2 separate regions of the Homo sapiens genome follow, and region 1 is linked to region 2. A link is a loop called in an ENCODE intact Hi-C map of the cell type or tissue named here. Cell type or tissue: CD14-positive monocyte. All regions are shown on one strand. Links, peaks and the distances in the headings refer to the core of each region. The heading gives the core; the rest is flanking DNA.

What was found. Hi-C counts contacts between places; a loop is a spot of excess contacts. Peaks named below come from ENCODE experiments on the same cell type or tissue, not always from the same donor. Only the 100,000 strongest peaks of a DNase experiment are listed, where the experiment ranks them.
Region 1: it touches region 2 in a loop (2.1-fold over the local background); 9 of 110 quality-filtered maps call a loop at or near these places.

Annotation. Positions count from the first base shown.
Region 1 is chr16:83,810,816-83,819,152 of GRCh38, forward strand. It overlaps HSBP1 (heat shock factor binding protein 1), which reads left to right. Exons shown (of 4, transcript NM_001537.4): 4 at 606-8,337. Among named protein-coding and RNA genes, the nearest start is that of HSBP1, 7.0 kb to the left of the region's middle. RefSeq lists enhancers at 2,113-2,624, 2,625-3,136, 3,137-3,648, 6,139-7,338. In CD14-positive monocyte, for the core only: no CTCF peak of the experiment used is centred there; no DNase peak of the experiment used is centred there; H3K27ac peaks cover 1,664 bases.
Region 2 is chr16:83,685,061-83,693,397 of GRCh38, forward strand. The region is part of intron 10 of CDH13 (cadherin 13); the gene reads left to right. All of the region lies in intron 1 of LOC124900603 (a long non-coding RNA gene), which reads right to left. Among named protein-coding and RNA genes, the nearest start is that of CEDORA, 84 kb to the right of the region's middle. In CD14-positive monocyte, for the core only: no CTCF peak of the experiment used is centred there; a DNase peak (open chromatin) is centred at 4,441; H3K4me3 peaks cover 460 bases.

The DNA of each region.
Region 1 (8,337 bases), core at 24-8,023, 130 kb after region 2:
TAAAATAAAATGGTTCCTGAGTATTTTTAGATTCGTAGAGTACTAAGCAGAATGTACAGTAAAACATGCCTAATTTCCTATTTTCTGGGCTTGCTGTGGACCACATTTTAAGTCACTGTGAAATACAGATTTGGGATGTTGAAGACAGACTCTAAAATTTGCTTTTATCTTCACAGTAGGTGGGGTTCATTCACTGTGTGAGTAAATCACATAACTGCTTTCTATGGGTTATGTCATCGTTATTCTTATCCAGAGATAATTTGGAAAAATGTCCTACCAGTCTCAGATGCTTCTGTGGGTCTCTTTTTATATTATGTGGCAATCAAAACTGCCATCAACTGACTGATTATCTTACCACAAGAATTTCAGGATGGTAGACTGGCTAGTGATGGGGGTCATTCAAAGAAAAGAGTGGGAGTAGGAAACTGACTCTGAAACTTTTAAAGATATTTCCAGTTAAATCTATTGCTAAAATATTGCCAGAAGAAAATAAGTTTAACTCAGTAGGAGAGTGGAAAGGGATTTGTAGTTGATAGGTCTATATGTCATTTTTACTTGTGCTCATATAATGAAAAACATGTTGATGATTTTTCCTTCTTCAACAGGTTGCTAATAATTTATACTGGAATCTGGCATTTTTCCAAGCCAAGAGAAGATCGAATGGCTTTTTGCAGCTAACTACTATGTGTAGACAGGTTTTATATTATAAAGTATGCATTCTTATCACCTAGTATATAGTTAGTTTGTAGAGTGATTTCCCCCCAGTTTCTTGAACATGGTATCTTCACATCTTGGACCTTGGTCAGTTGTGCTATTCATTATTAAACACTAAAACTTTGGCGGTTCTTGCATAACATTGTCAGATTTTTTAGTGTATTTCTGTGAAGTCATTTTTTTTCTTGTCATTCCTTTTGTAGTAGTTGCTGTTTGGATAAAAGTTGATGTGTGATTTTTTATTAAACAAATAGTAAACCCTTCAATTATAGTTAGTCTTGGTGAAGTAAGATGTTTGTAGACTTTAGAGTTCTTTAATTCTTGGCACAACGTGACTGTTGAGCTAACACCAAATAGTGTGTTGGCAATACTTTTCAAATGGCTGAAAACACCTAAAAATTGTTCATTCAGAAATATCTGTCACTGCTCTGTTGCCAAAACTCAGAATAGAACTTAGACGTATGTCTGAGTCCCTGAGATCACATGCTAAAGTCGATGAAAAGTAACCACTGCCACTGTCTTGTGTCAGAACTTTTACAGTACAGAAAATAACAGAATAGCCTTCTGTAATGAGGCGTTTGTTAGAGTTTTGCATGAGATTCTAATACTTCAGTAGGACCCTACCTACGTGGTTCATCTACAATGGTTACCATAAAAAATCTGGCAGGATTTTAAAACTCAATCAGTCTTTCCTTTGAGCTAGTGACTTGAAAAGAAAGAGAGAAGGAAAAGAGACCATATTAAGTCCATGCCAGTTGCTTGGCTAGAATATGATCAACGACTTGTAGTAGACTCAAGTTTTTAAAAAACACTATTTTACTTAAACTGTTTCTTATCTAAATTCTTGCAGAGTGTCAATGTTATCATTGATTATAGAAGACAGGGATAATACCTTTATCTCTGGCCACTCAAAAATGCAGTGCCAGGAGTGCTAAACCTAGAGGCCAATACTGATGACCTGGAAGGTGATCCATATGATTGTCACCACAAAGTGCTTTTACACAAAAACTTGAAAATTTGAAAAACATGATTTTTTTAAGTTTCTCATCTCACCAGTCTTGGTGTTTATATTGCAAATCTATCAAAGTAAGAAATAATTTGTGCTGTATACAAATTACATGGGGAACATAAAGGAGTGAGATCCTTCTGTGATAAAATGAATTCACCACTCTGGTTACCCAACTACAGAACCTCCTTTGATCAGGCCAGTAGGTTGTGATGCAGGCTGGAGCCCCCGAATGCCCCACACACACTGCAGCATTGACCAGACCATCCGAAACCTGCGTCCCTGGTGATGTTCTCAAGCCTCGGAAGTGGCAAATGGAAATGATATGGCCGGTTGCGGTTGTAGGAGAGTTGTGACTTAGGCAGGAGTCGACCTCCTCAAGTAATGGAACGATTTCAAAGGCAGGCTGCCCTGACCAAAAATATCTGCCATGAATAAAGGTGCCTGAAATCCTGCTATGAAGCTTCCTTTGTGTCAAAAATCTGTTTGGTTTTCAGATGGAAATGCAGAAATCACATTAGAGTATCAACTAAAACCTCTGGACGGATTAAGTACAAGTAGCCCAAGGCAAAGCAGGAGAGGGGGTGTTGGGGGAGGTTGCCTGCTGGAAGGGGAAGCTGAGGAGCGGGAGGAGGGCTTGCCAAGACTGGCATTGCAGGAGACTTGTCTCAGGTGTGTTCCCAGAACTCTTGCCCCTGGAGATGCTGCAGGAAGGAAGGGGTTATGGTCACTTGGGTTTAGACGACATTCTGTGAACCTCATGAAGAAATTAGCATATTAAAGACTCTGAAAGTAGAGCAGAGAACTCAGCTTTAACCTGCTCACCTGCTAGTTTTCGAGGTCTCGCTCTGTTGCCCAGGCTGGAGTGCAGTGGCACAGTCATAGCTCACTTGGAGCCTGAAGCTCCTGGGCTCAGGCAGTCCTCCTGCCTCAGCCTCCCAAGTAGCTAATATTACAGGTTCGTGCCACCGCACCTGGGTCTTGCTGTGTTGCCCAGGCTGGTCTAGAACTCCTAGGCTCAAGCAGTCCTGTCTCAGCCTCCCAAAGTGCTGGGATTACAGGCTGGAGCCACCATGCCTGTCCAAGGGTCTTTTTTATACTATATGAAGTATTCCTTCTCCAGCTATTCTTGTTCGTTTACCAGCCAGTGAAGATTCTCTTGAGGGCTGAACAATACAGATGAGTATGGGGGCCCTCGCACCAAGGAAAACAGCGTTACATTTAATTAAGTGCCCTGTCTCAAACCCCAAGGCCCCACAGCTTCTTCATTTGGCCCCTAGTTCATCCTGCTTTCCTTTGAGCCACAGGATTTTAAAATATTTCAATCTTATTTTCATATCAATTTTTTCTTTGTTTCACTACAAGTACAGTCATTGTTTAACCCTATCAGGACTAACACAATATTTCACGTAACTAAGAGTTAATTTGCCCTTGTGAGTCCTTGGAATTTAAGCCCCACACACACACACTTAGAGCACTGTTGCTATGGGAACATAGAGTCCTCCAAACAAAAGTGAACTTTTTCAACATGCTGTTTGTAAATGGAAGCCTTCCCAAGCAGACACTGTGTTCCTCTTTTATTTTGTATTTTGCACATTATATATTTTGATTAGATTAAAATGGAGGAATTTGCAGGATGTGTTGTCATATCTAGCCCTGAAAGTTAACTGGTTACAGTTACCAAATGTTCACAGCTAGCGCCATTGAAAGCATTGACTGTAAACCGCTGTACTGTGCTAAGCCTTTTGTTTGCACTGTTTGGCTTAATCCTCACAACAACACTGAGAGGTTTTCATTTGATGAGTCATATTTAAAGAAAAGGAACCCAAGACGGGGAGTCAGGGGCACAAGGTCACAGCTGGTAATGATGACCCTGGAATGTCCTCACAGCTGCACACCTGCACCGCTCACAAACACAGCTGACCGTCTCACAGCTGCACACCTGCACCGCTCACGAGCACAGCTGACCGTCTCACAGCTGCACACCTGCACTGCTCACGAACACAGCTGATCGTCTGCCTCTTCGTGTGAGCTGAGCTCCGAATCTCAGCTGTCCAGGCTGTCTGGAAATCATCAGCCCCACTGGCTGGATCTCAAAATTTACTTTCAAAAGGCTGATGGAGTGTTTTCAATTAAACATGACCTAAAATTAAGTAATAAACACACTGGATGTGAGTTTTTATTTGGAATTTAAACTATTCAGAGCTGGTAGAAAATGTGTGCTCCTGGATCAGTGCCTTTTTTCTCCTAAATCAGTTGAGAACAACAACAGAAACAAATGACATTCCTCAAACATTTGCCCAGAGCACAACCACGGGGAATATGAACCACAGGTTTTCACATTGGTTTTCCATGCCTATACCTGTCCTGTCTCCCACAAAAATTATTGCTTGAGGCCCAACCCGGGGGATAAAAAGACACCCCCCCGCCACTCCGTGACCTATTAGCTTACCATCCTATTGGATTTCACTGTTTTTTGTTTTGTGGTGTTTTTTTTTTATTGCAACGAAGACTTTTAAATGGACTCATGAAGAAGCCATCACCTGGAATCTTAATCTTGCATTAATTTTAAGTGTCTGATTTTAGCTGCAGCCACTTGAGAACTTTTCAATGAATGAAAATGAGGGAGGGGAGATGCAAGTCACTGCCCAAAAACAAAACCAGAGGAATTGTGATTGAACATTGCACTTATCAACCCTACAAATTAATATGGAAATAGGAAAAGGGTTTGTTTCAACAAGTCAGGATGACAGTATTTTAAAAAAGAAAAAAAGGCCAGCCTGGGCAATATACTGAGACTCCATCTCTACAAAAAAGTAGAAAAATTAGCCCAGAGTGTGGTGGCACACATCTGTGCTCCCAGCTACTCAGGAGGCTGAGGTGGGAGGATCATTTGAGCCCAGGAAGTCGAGGTTGCAGTGAGCTGTGATCGGACGACTCCACTCCAGCCGGGGTGACAGAGCAAGACCCTGTCTCAAAAAAAAAAAAAAAGGGCGGATCCTAACGCTTGGTCCTCACACCTGAGGCTCTCACTAAGAGGTGGCTGGAAGCTCCTCAGACCGCTGCCTAGGGTTCGAGTGATCCTGAAAGCTGTACAACATCAGCCTCTGTGGGATCCCTGAGAATGATGAAATGTAATATGTGGCTGTCTCATCAACAGAGCTTCATTTTACCAAAGCATATGTAGACACCACATACATGAACTACATACCTATCGTGTAGATGCTGCCCTGCCTCATAAGAACACTCTTGACTGTCCTGCTTCACAATAATAATCTTCGCAATAATGATCTAATAATGGTCAAATTCTGTGTCTCTACCGTAGAAAACAGAATTTGACCATTTAGTCACGTTGGTCTTGCAAAATGTCCACCTTCCAAAAGAGAACAGTATTGCTTCCCAATAATTAAGAATAGTCTGGATTCAGGATCCAGCAGCTTAGAAGCGTTTAGCTACCAATAGCAAAAATCAGCCCTTTTAACAATGGTGGGATGTATTATTTCACATGGCAAGAAGTCCCAAGGGAGGGCAGCTCTGGGGCGAGTAAATTCTGCACCTCAGTAAAACTAAGAGCAAGACCCGGCCGGGCGCAGTGGCTCATGCCTGTAATCCCAGCACTTTGGGAGGCCGAGGTGGGTGGATCACCTGAGGTCAGGAGTTCTAAACCAGCCTGGCCAACATGGCGAAACCCCCGTCTCTACTAAAAATACAAAAATTAGCCAGGCGTGGTGGTGGGCGCTTGTAATCCCAGTTGCTCGGGAGGCTGAGGGAGGAGGATCGCTTGAACTCAGGAGGTGGAAGTTGCAGTGAGCCGAGATCGTGCCACTGCACTCCAGCCTGGGTAACAGAGCGAGACTCCATCTCAAAAAATAAAAAACAAAAAAATAAATAAAAAATAAAAAGACCCAACCCCAGATTTGTTCCACCTGGGTGCATCCGGTCAGAGAATGCCTTTCTTCTTCCCTTTTGTCTCCTAAGAGTGAAGAAAATGTTTCTTTGAAGGTGTTTCCACCCCACTCCTGTGCCTAAAATGATCCTGGCAAACAGGACCCGCATGATAGGTTGAGCCATGTGGTTCTTGTTTTTTTGTTGTCACAACTCAGGTTGGGGGTGTTACTGGCATCAAGAGTGTAGAAACCAGGGATGCTGCGTCAACACCCTACCATGCACAGGACAACCCTCACCCCAAAGAGTGGCACAGCCCCAAGTGTCAACAGTGCTGAGGTTGAGGAATCCCAGCTTAACCCATTCATGAGACCACCTGAGCCTGGTGTAACGGTTCTGCTGATAGTTTCCGGACCCTCAGAGGTGGAGACATAAGAGAACAATACCAGGGTTCCATCAGAAAGGAAATCAGAATGGCTATCGGGTGGACAACCTACAGTGTTTGCTACAGACCTTCTAGATGTAACTTCTAGATTATAAACACTGGTAACACTGGAGATGGTTAAATCGGAATTAGCTGACTGTCAACCTTGGTGGCACATTAGAATCACCTGGGGAGCAGTTCAAAGGCCCAAAACTGGGCAGCACCACAGAACCCTCACATCAGAATCCCCATGGGTGGGCCCAGACAGCAGTGTTCATCTTAGACTCCAGTGTGCAGTCGAGGTCGAGAACTGCATTCAAGAAGGCCTGTCTACTGCGAACCGTCCGATGATGTAATTCACCAAGTTCCATGGGATTCCGCCACGCCCGTGTCAACCCAGCTGACACGTCCAACTTGGACAATCAGGGCTTTGACCCCCGTTACCTGGCATTCAATTCAATCCATGTGTCACGCATGCCCCAACAATTTGTGTCCCAACTGTTTGAATCAAAGGATTTCTGATTCCCTGATGGGTGATGACTCAGTAACCGGATTCAGCTTCAGATCTGCCTGACATTTTTCCTGCCTGTCCTGGGCCAGGTATGGCGCTAGCTGCTTTCACCTGTATCATCTCATTCACTGCTCAGAGGCTCTCGAAAGCTGTTGACATTATCAAAAAGTTTTCCAGCTGGAATTCATCTCCCTCTAATCAGCCTTCAAAACCTCCATTTGTAAACCATTGCTGTAGTTTTATTACCTCTTACCTTGGTCTTTACAAGTTGCTGTCAAAACCCAGTAAGTGTTTACAGAAAGAAACTTTACATATTAAATATCTTAAAGGTCTTTTATGCAGAATATGCAGTTAATTTTGATGGGCTATGGATAATCATCAGAAGAGCCATTTCTGGAAATGTAAATAATATGGCTGTTTCTTTTAACAGTGCATTCTCCTGAAAACATAAGACCATTTGACTGATTCTGCTCCAGAATCTTATTGAGGCAAAGGACTGGACCGAATTATTCATGGAACAGAAGCCTAGGACTGGTAAGTCCAGGAAATGCTGCAAAACAATGCCCTCAAAAGAAATCAGCCTTTCCCTTTGATAGGTATCTCTCCTGCAAGCCAGGCTCAGGTGCGCCTCAATTAGAACCTGTGTTCGCTGGGGCCATAATTAAGAATCTTAAAGGGAAAGAATGTTTTGAAAGCCATCTGTCAAAAGTACGCAGTCTTGCTTGTAGAATTTTAGAGGTTCATGGTTACCGTGGGTCGGCACTGGGTCTGTGAGCCCTCATCCCCAGGGCTCGGTTTCCTATCAGAATCCTTGTCTGGAAGGTTGATTATATCAGATGCGCATTTTGCCAGCATCCTCAGAAGGAGATGCGAGGAAGATTCTTTTCCTGGGCCACTCTCATTTTCTCAAACTTGGACAAGTCTTAACAATAATCTGTGACCCAACTTTGTCTTCCCCATGATGAAAAACAGACCCCATAGAAACTCTCTGGCACAAAAACTCTGGAATCACTGACCCCAGACATTGTTCCCTGCCATCCACTCTGCCAGACATTTCTTGGATTTATTCAAGCTGACTTGTATTCCAGAACAATTGTGGACAAGATTTGCTAGTAATGCTTCCAACAAGTTACCGTTTAGCAAGTTCAGAACTTGAAGAATCCCTTTTATCCTAACGCTGACTAATAAACTGGTGAGAACTGTTTGAAATACCCATAAGTCAATGGAGGTCGTAATTTGCTTTTATGCTGTATTAAACACCACTGAGATGTTAAGGTCTTTCTTGGGAACCACCGTGATGTTCTCTTCTGGACTCTTCGTAACCCCTTCAGCAGACGACCCTGTATCTGGTCTTGGTTCTGAAAGGTTTGCAGCGGCACCTAAGTCACTGAAGTTCTGGCAGAATTCATTCTCCTGCTCTCTACTGGGACTTGTTTTCCATAATTGGTCTGAGAACAACAGATTTTTTTCTTTTTTGCCTCGGATTTCAACAAAACATACATGGAAAGAATATTTTCTTCCTTGGAGACATTTCCCATAGGGCAGTGGTTCTTAAAATACGTTCCTGAACCGGCAGCATCAGAATCCCCTGGGAACGTGCTGGAAATGTAGATCCCCAGGCCCTACCTAGCCCTACTGAATCAGAGACCCTGGGAGGGAGGTCCAGCAGCCTGGGTTTTAACACATCCTCCAGGCGATTCTGAGAGTGAGAGAGCCAGGGCCTTCGGGCATCAACCTTGGGGCGAGGGTGTTGGGTTGCCCAACACCCTTTAGTCTAATGGCTTTAGGGTCAAATAT
Region 2 (8,337 bases), core at 286-8,285:
CAGACAGCAGGATGGGAAATGGAGAAAGAAGAGGGATACTCCCTCTCTTTTAAGGAGACTTTCTGGAAGTCATCCACATTTTTATTTAAATTTTATTGGCCAAAATTGGTCACAGGGCCATACCTAGCTGCAAGGGATTATGGGAAGTATGGTCATTTGACTGGGAAGCAATGTGCATTGTTTTTTAAACCAAGGTTCTTCACTAAGGAAGAAAGGAAGAATGGATAGTGTAAGGTAGATGGCACTTTCTGCCATGAATGCCTTTTTAAATGGAACCTTTCTGCTTAATAAATAACTACAGGGTACATTTTAAAAGGGAAAAATATCCCATGATACTAGATATTTGCATAATCAAAATAATAGATGATGTTGCTAAAGACTAGTGCTAGAGAAGAGCATATGGATTACAGCAATTCATTCATTCATGCCATGGTATTTATGTAGAGCCCACTGTGGGCCTGACGCTGTGCTAGGTGCTGTAAATTCACTGGTGAAAGAAATAGTCTCTGTCTGCAGCCTCCCAGGGAGCTTATCGTCATAAGAGCAAGAACTTTTGCTGCAAATGATGGTGTCCCTATAAAGGAAGAAAGAAAGGGAGAGAGGAAGGGAAGAAGGAATGAAATAAATTGCTTCCTTGGGAACTAAGAACCAATGATCCCAAGTCGAGAAGAAGGAGCAGAGTGGCACAAATTGCTTCTTCCCCTGCACCATGCCCGGCTGACTTTCAGCAGATGGCTGGATTCCGCCAGAAACCCTGCTTTCGTCCTGCCTGTGCACAGGCCTCTGCCTCTAGGGAATAGGGTGCCAGACCAAACTAGGCCAAGATTTTCACAACGCCCTGCAGACATGGGTTTTGAGAATGATGGTAATAATATGGCTACTAGGATGATTAAAATACCTAACATTTTTATGTAGAACTTTACCAAAAGCACTGTTACCAGTCTTCTTGTATTTTCATAACCACCCTGTAAATGAGAACATCTTGTTCTCCCTTTTTACTGATGAGGAGAGAGAACCTCCCTGAGCCGTGGTTAAAGGAGGAAAGCACACAAGCAGGGTTTACAGAGGCTGAGTTAATGTGAATCAGAACGCCGGAGCTTCCTCCGTACCACTGCGCCTACTGCTGATGTTGGCTTAAGGCTTTTTGAACATGTCTTAGTGTAACTTCACCAAGCTTCACACTTCCTCAATCCTTGACATCATTGTCCATCTTCCCACGAGACTTTGTGCTCAGGGAGAGTAACAATCATCTTTATCTCCTTCCCTAATGAGCCACCAGAGCTTCCTCAGTACCATTGAGTTAGTTAAGCACTTTAGGCACAGGACTAAGACCTTCAGACTTTCCACGGGCCTACAAAAATGTCAGGGACCTGAATACATAGTCTATTGACTCCAAAATTCAAAAAGAAAGCAGCAAAATTGAAATTAATAAATATCAACTGCCCACGGCATCATGACAACTTTAGCAGGCTAAACCTAATATTTGCAAAAGTGTCTTTACATTTGCAAACTATTTGTAGCTCTCACCTTGCAAGAACGGTGGATAAATTATAAGTGATTATTAGCAGAATATTTCTTATGGCACAGTAATTCCAAAAGCAAAAGTATAAAAATAATTTCAAACATGTGATAGGAAAAAAATGTATTTTTAGTGTGGGTACATTTTAGTACATTTGATACAGTTTGGGGTGAGGCCACCAAAGACAGAGAAAAATTTTTAAGGGCTCAAATGTCTGGAAACAGCCCAATCCCAGCATAAGGACTGGTGCATGACCAGTGCTCAGTAACCAGGTGGAATAGATTAATGGCAGCTGGGTTGGGGGTGACTGCATGCACACATTTTTCTGCATTAAGTAGACATGGGTTGACCGAATGCGGTGGCTCATGCTTTGTAATCCCAGCACTTCGGGAGGCCAAGGTGGGCAGATCATTTGAGGTTAGGAATTCAAGAACAGCCTGACCAACATGGTGAAACCCCATCTGTACTAAAAATACAAAAAAAGTTAGCCAGGCATGGTGGTGCTTGCCTGTAGTCCCAGCTACTAGGGAGGCTGAGGCAGGAGAATCACTTGAACCTGGGAGGTGGAGGTTGCAGTGAGCCAAGATCGTGCCACTGCCCTCCAACCTGGGTGACAGAGTGAGACTTCGTCTAGAAAAAAAAAATGTAGACATAGCTTGCATTAGTCCATTCTCAAATTGCTACACAGAAATGCCTGAGACTGGGTAATTTATAAAGAAAATGATTTAATTGTCTCATGGCTCTGCAGGCTATATAGGAAGCATGGCAGCATCCACTCAGCTTTTGGGGAGGCCTCAGGAAACTTAAAATCGTGGCAGAAGACAAACAGGGAGCCAGCACTTCACATGTCCAGAGTAGCTGGGCCGAGGTGCTACACACTTTTAAACAACCAGATCACGCAAGAACTCACTATCCCGAAGACGCCACCAAGGAGGGATTGCGTTAACTCCCCTGATCCCATCGCCTCCCACCAGGCTCCAACATTGGAGATTATATTTCAGTATGAGATTTGGGTGAGGCCACAAATCCAAACCACATCATAGGTTTTGTTTTCTTTTAATCTTCAAACATTGACTAATGTCTACCAACCATGAAAACATTTACATTTGGCCTTGTTTTAAACCAATCCCAGGAAGGGTAGCCAGTGCTAGCAGGGAGACTTTAGAAGGATGTGCAGGTCTCTCACAGAACTTTCCAAGTCCATGAAAGTTACATTGAAGAGCCATTGCCGTCAGCCAACCCTTCTTCCGAAGCCTTGATCCAAATTGAGCCTATTCTTTGAACACAGAATATCTGAATCAGATCCAAATTAGATACTCATCTCTTTGAAAACTACAACTGCTTTGTCCTGATTTCTTTGGGGCTCTGTCTTTTTTAAGTCGTTTCCTTCCTCCTCATCTTTCTGACCTGGATGCTTTTTAACTTTACAGTAGAATTCATTCATGCATTCAAACTGGTAAAGAATACAACATAGAATAATGATATTTCAGCCCCAAAAGATTTGTTAAAATGCCCAATTTCCATTTTTACTGGTCTTCCCATGATTCATCAAGTCCTTTTCTTTAACACCTTGTTTAATCTAATATTGGAGCTCATTCAAAGGAAATCACAAAAAATGTTGGGAAATTAAGCAAAAACCATCATTGACTGGCGATGGGACATTTTATTCTGTATCTTCTAAGACCTTTGGAAGAAAAAGGCAAAAATCAGCTCTCTTGAAAATGCAAATTTTGTCATCACTGGCATTCTCAGAAACACAGGGGTTCAAAAATATGTAGTAGCCTACCATTTATTGGGAGGAAGGAGGATTTCTAATCCCAAAACCAGGTTTCAAAACCAGATTTAAGAGTTTAAATTGGGGTGACTCCCACCTTTTAAATTTTAATCAGAAGTTAAAGGCCAAATTGTAACATTTCTACCTGGGGAAATTAAGAGAAGGCCTTCATCTTCTAAACTATATTATTAACACTTCATCTTAATTAAATGTGGTTACTGACCTCAATAACAGGATCTGGGATGAGGTCATTTTTTTGGTTCTTGTTTTTAATGAGTTAAGATTTTTTTCTTTTTTAAGTCAACAAACACAGAGTTTGAAATGTAAATGGATTGTTTACAGTGGTGTCTTTGTAATTTTTAATTAAAGCGGTGTTGTTCCATTGTAAGTTTATGGTAGCAATACATTTTATTGCCTATTCTGCTGTGGAATTTTTAATTATTTATGCAAATATATTAGCACAGATGACTCTTGTTTTTAGTGGTCAGATGTTCTGTTATGAAGATGCTGGGGGAAACAAAGCCTCACAAATTAAACTATGGGATTTTTAAAGTTTTAAGGGCTTCACTGGCTAAAAATAGAATCCTGGCTTTTATAATGATCCAGAGACTGAAGATTTTCATTATTCATGTCAATTAAAGGTGCTCAGTTTGGCTAATATGAAACATCTGGCCGTTTGGGTAAATGGATGAAAGGCTATTTTACAAATCGACCACCTTTTTAACATCCATCTACATATGTTGTTATAAATTTGCCATAGGCCAGACTTTCATTATTGAAAACATGGTTTCAAATTGGCTATATTTGAATATAATTATCAGGGTCCTTCTTGTCAGCCTTAGAAATTAATCCTCAGAACCAATATAGAAAATATTGACAAATGTTAATATTGTTCCTTGACCAATATTTTCTAAGCTGTTAAATCTACTTAGCTTTTTTTTTAATAAACCCATTTGAAATAGATAAGGATTGCTATATAAGCTACTAACATAGCACTGATTGAAAAAGCCACACATTTCAGGATTGCAACAGAAGTCAGTTGCATAGGGAAAATAGCTGATTTATTATCTGAGTTTGTCTATCAATCACTAACACCAGTCAGCCAGCAAGCACGAGGAGCTTATCATGGCATTAACCCTAACACGGGTAATGAAACCACAGGCAGTGAGTCATGTAACTAATTCAAGAAATGCATTTCATCATCTGCTCCCAATCTGCTTTCCAAATGAATCTCAAAGCTTGTATTTTCAAGTGATGAGGCTCTAAACTACAGTCCTCCTACAAATGCTTAATTTGGGGATTTCCTCATGCATTCCAATAGCGTTGGCAGGAATCTCACTAGAAGATCCGACCTTATATGGCTGCTTCTAAGTATTCTTGGGTCCCTGAGTGTAGGCTGCACATGTGAAAGGAGGACCTGGGGATTTGGATTAGGGCTATGACCGGAAAACCTCTCTCTCCATTCATTCATCCCACACCTGCAACATACTGGGTGCTTTTCTAGGCATTGGGGGATAAAGTAGCCCCAGAAACAATTAAAAATATCTGTTGGCCGGGAGCAGTGGCTCACACCGGCAATCCCAGCACTTTGGGAGGCCAAGGTGGGTGGATCACCTGAGGTCAGGAATTTGAGACCAGCCTGACCAACATGGTGAAACCCCATCTCTACTAAAAATACAAAATTAGCCGGGCGCCTGTAATCCCAGCTACTTGGGAGGCTGAGGCAGAAGAACCACTTGAACCCGGGAGGCGGAGATGGTGGTGAGCCAAGATCACGCCACTGCACTCCAGCCTAGGCAACAAGAGCAAAAACTCCGTCTCAAAAAAAAGAAAAAGAAATCTGTTATCATCGAAATCATATTCCTGTGGAAGAGAGAAAATGAATGAGAGAATTAATAAATACAATAAGTAGCATAGTAACTGGTGATTAATGCAAAGAAAGGAAGCAGAGAAGGAAGGAGGGGAGCCATCACTCTAGATAGAGGGTCAGCAGAAGCCTCACCAGTGCTGTGATGCTTCAGTGAAGAATTGGAGGAAGTGGAGGTGAGCCACACAGCTATCCCGGGTGGAGAGGTCCAGGTAGAGGAAGCAAGTGGGAAGGCCCCGAGGCAGAGTGTGCAGGATTGTGCCCAGCGCACAGCAAGTTGGGGGATGGTGGGAAATGAGGCCGATGCTCCGGAGAAGATGGGGAAAGTGTTAAGCATGCTAGTGGGATTAGGAAAGGGGGCAATTAAGGGAAAGGGAGACAGAGGCAGAGCAGAGGACTGGAGTGTAGGGTAGCCATAGTAATCCAGGTAAGAGGCCATATGGGTCTGGGCAGGGATGGTTGCAGTGCAGGCAGTGAGAAGCTGCAGACACTGAATTTGTTGTTGTTGTTTTTATTTTTGAGACAGAGTCTGGCTATGTCTTTCTGGCTGGAGTACAGTGCCACGATTTTGGCTCACTGCTACCTCTGCCTCCCAGGTGCCAGTGATTCTCGTGACTCAGCCTCTGGAGTAGCTGGGATTACAGGCATGCACCACCACACCCAGCTAATTTTTGTATTTTTAATAAAGATGGGGCTTCACCATGTTGTCCAGGCTGGTCTGGAACTCCTGGCCTCAAGTGATCCACCTGCCTCGGCCTCCCAAAGTGCTGGGATAACAGGTGTGAACCACTGGGCCAGGCCCTGAATGTTTTGAAGGTACTGGTGACAGGGATTTGCTAACCAACTGTGCCGTGTGTGTGTGTGTGTGTGTGTGTGTGTGTGTGTGTGTGTGTGTGTGTCAGAGAGAGAGAGAGAGGAATAAAGATTGACTCCAAGATTTTTGTCCCAAACAAATGGAAGCACAGAGGGCACATCTCTGAGCTTTGCAAGCTCGCTGGAGAAGTGGCAAAGTAACTTGTGGGAGGAAAGTACAGGAATTCGGTCTTGTTCTTGTTGAGTTTGAGGTAGACAAAGGGAGCACATGAGCTGGGTATCAGGGGGCGTTTGTGCTACAGATAGAAGCCTGGGTGTCATCAACATCCAGATGGAATTTAAATCCTTGAGACTATGATCCCCAAAGAGGGAAGTGAACGTAGGGCTGTGGCCAAGCCCTGGGACACTCTCATATTGGGAGGAGTGGCCCTGCCTGGTGCTGTTTCACATGAGGCACTGCTTCCTGAGAATCCCCTTACAGCCTTGCAAAGAAAAGTACATAGCCAGCCAGGTGCGGTGGCTCACACCCACCTGGCACTTTGGGAGGCCAGGGCAGGTGGGTCACAAGGTCAGGAGTTCAAGACCAGCACAGTTCCGTACAACGGTGCTGTTAACTTGGCAGCCCGACCGCAAATCAGCATATCCTGAGTCTATGCAGGCCCCAGGGTAGAGTGTACATTGTCCCCAGGAGTCGAACGGACCTGGGCCATCCTGCCTCCTTCCATCTCCTGTCTTCTTTCACTAGCATGTCTGATCCACTTCCCTAACACAGCCAGGCTAGGTTGGCCGCTTTCTGCTATAGCTACACCAAATTGCTCAAGGTTACGATATAGTAGCTGGCATTTACTTTGTCCCAGGCACTGTTCCCTGAGCCTTCTGCATTAGATCACCCCTCATTTCACAGCAACCCTGTGGGTCTCTGATTACCCCTTTTATACAGGGGAAGACAATAAGGATTAGGAAGATTCAGGAAATTACCCAAAGAAATTCACACTCAGATTCACACTCAGGAAATGTGACTCAATGACAGCCGTCGTCACCTCTCTGCTCTTCTGCCTCCCAAACCAAACTGAAGCCAGAGAAGCGTGCCCTGTGTGTGCAATTACCAGACCCAATAGCTTGCTCTCTCCAACTTCTGTTTTTCAGAATAAAATTGTTTGTTCCATTTCTGATTTTAGTTGATGGATTTATGACAGCTTTCATTGCTGATAGCCACAGCAAAAATCATTGCTGCCAGATGCCTGTAAGAGCATGGGGAGGGAGTCTGGCCAGATCTCCATGGACTCAAGGTTGCTCCCTGGACTCAAGGTTGCAGGAGGTCCCTAGGGATGCATTCTTCCCGGCTTGCTCTTTCCATAGCACAGAGGCTCTTCCTGCCATCATCTGATGACAGGGATGGCTTTGCCTGCTGGACATCCACCTGTTGCACGGGTTGATGATGCGAAATGTTTTTACAGACTCCGTCTGTCCCGGTTTCTTTCCATTTAACTCTTTCATGCCCACTTCCCTGTGCATTCTATTCCTGTGATTGCCTTAAGGAGAACAAGGATCTGTCATAAACTTCCTTATTTTGCCAAACTTACTATAGGCAAATAGAGACTTTCGGACTTGAAGGATGTGTTTTCCTTATGGAAGCAAAGGAAACTGACCTTGACTCTTTTTATTTCATCCTAGATTCAGGCTGTCTCTAGAAACTACCCCAGAGCAGCTGCATGGGAAATGGCAGACCCCTGGTCTCTTACAGCCTTGCAAAGAAAAGCACATAGCCGGCTGGGCACGGTGGCTTACACCTGTAATCCTAGCACTTTGGGAGGCCGAGGCAGGTGGATCACGAGGTCAGGAGTTCAAGACCAACCTGGCCAATATGGTGAAACCCCGCCTCTACTAAAAAATACAAAAATTAGCCAGGCATGGCGGCATGCACCTGTAATCCCAGCTACTCAGGAGGCTGAGGCAAGAGAATCACTTGAACCTGGGAGGCAGAGGTTGTGGTGAGCTGAGACTGCACCACTACACTCCAGCCTGGGTAACCGAGTGAGACTCCATCTCGAAGAAAAAAAGAAAAGAAAAGTACATAGCCAAGTGGCCACAACTGCCAGACTAGTGCCAGACTTCCTGAGCACAAATCCCCACTTGTCCATCTTCCAGAAGTGTAACCTTGGGCAGATTTTTAATCTCTCTGGGCCTCAGTGTCCCCACCTGAAACATGGGGAGGAATAGTAATATCTAGATTATGGAGTCACTGTGATGGATACAGAATAAAAGAATTCAGGGAAAGTGTTTAGAACACAGTGCACGGTACATAGCATTAAATTAACTGATTCGCATTTTTAGCAAAATGAGCATAATGCGTAGTCATTTACT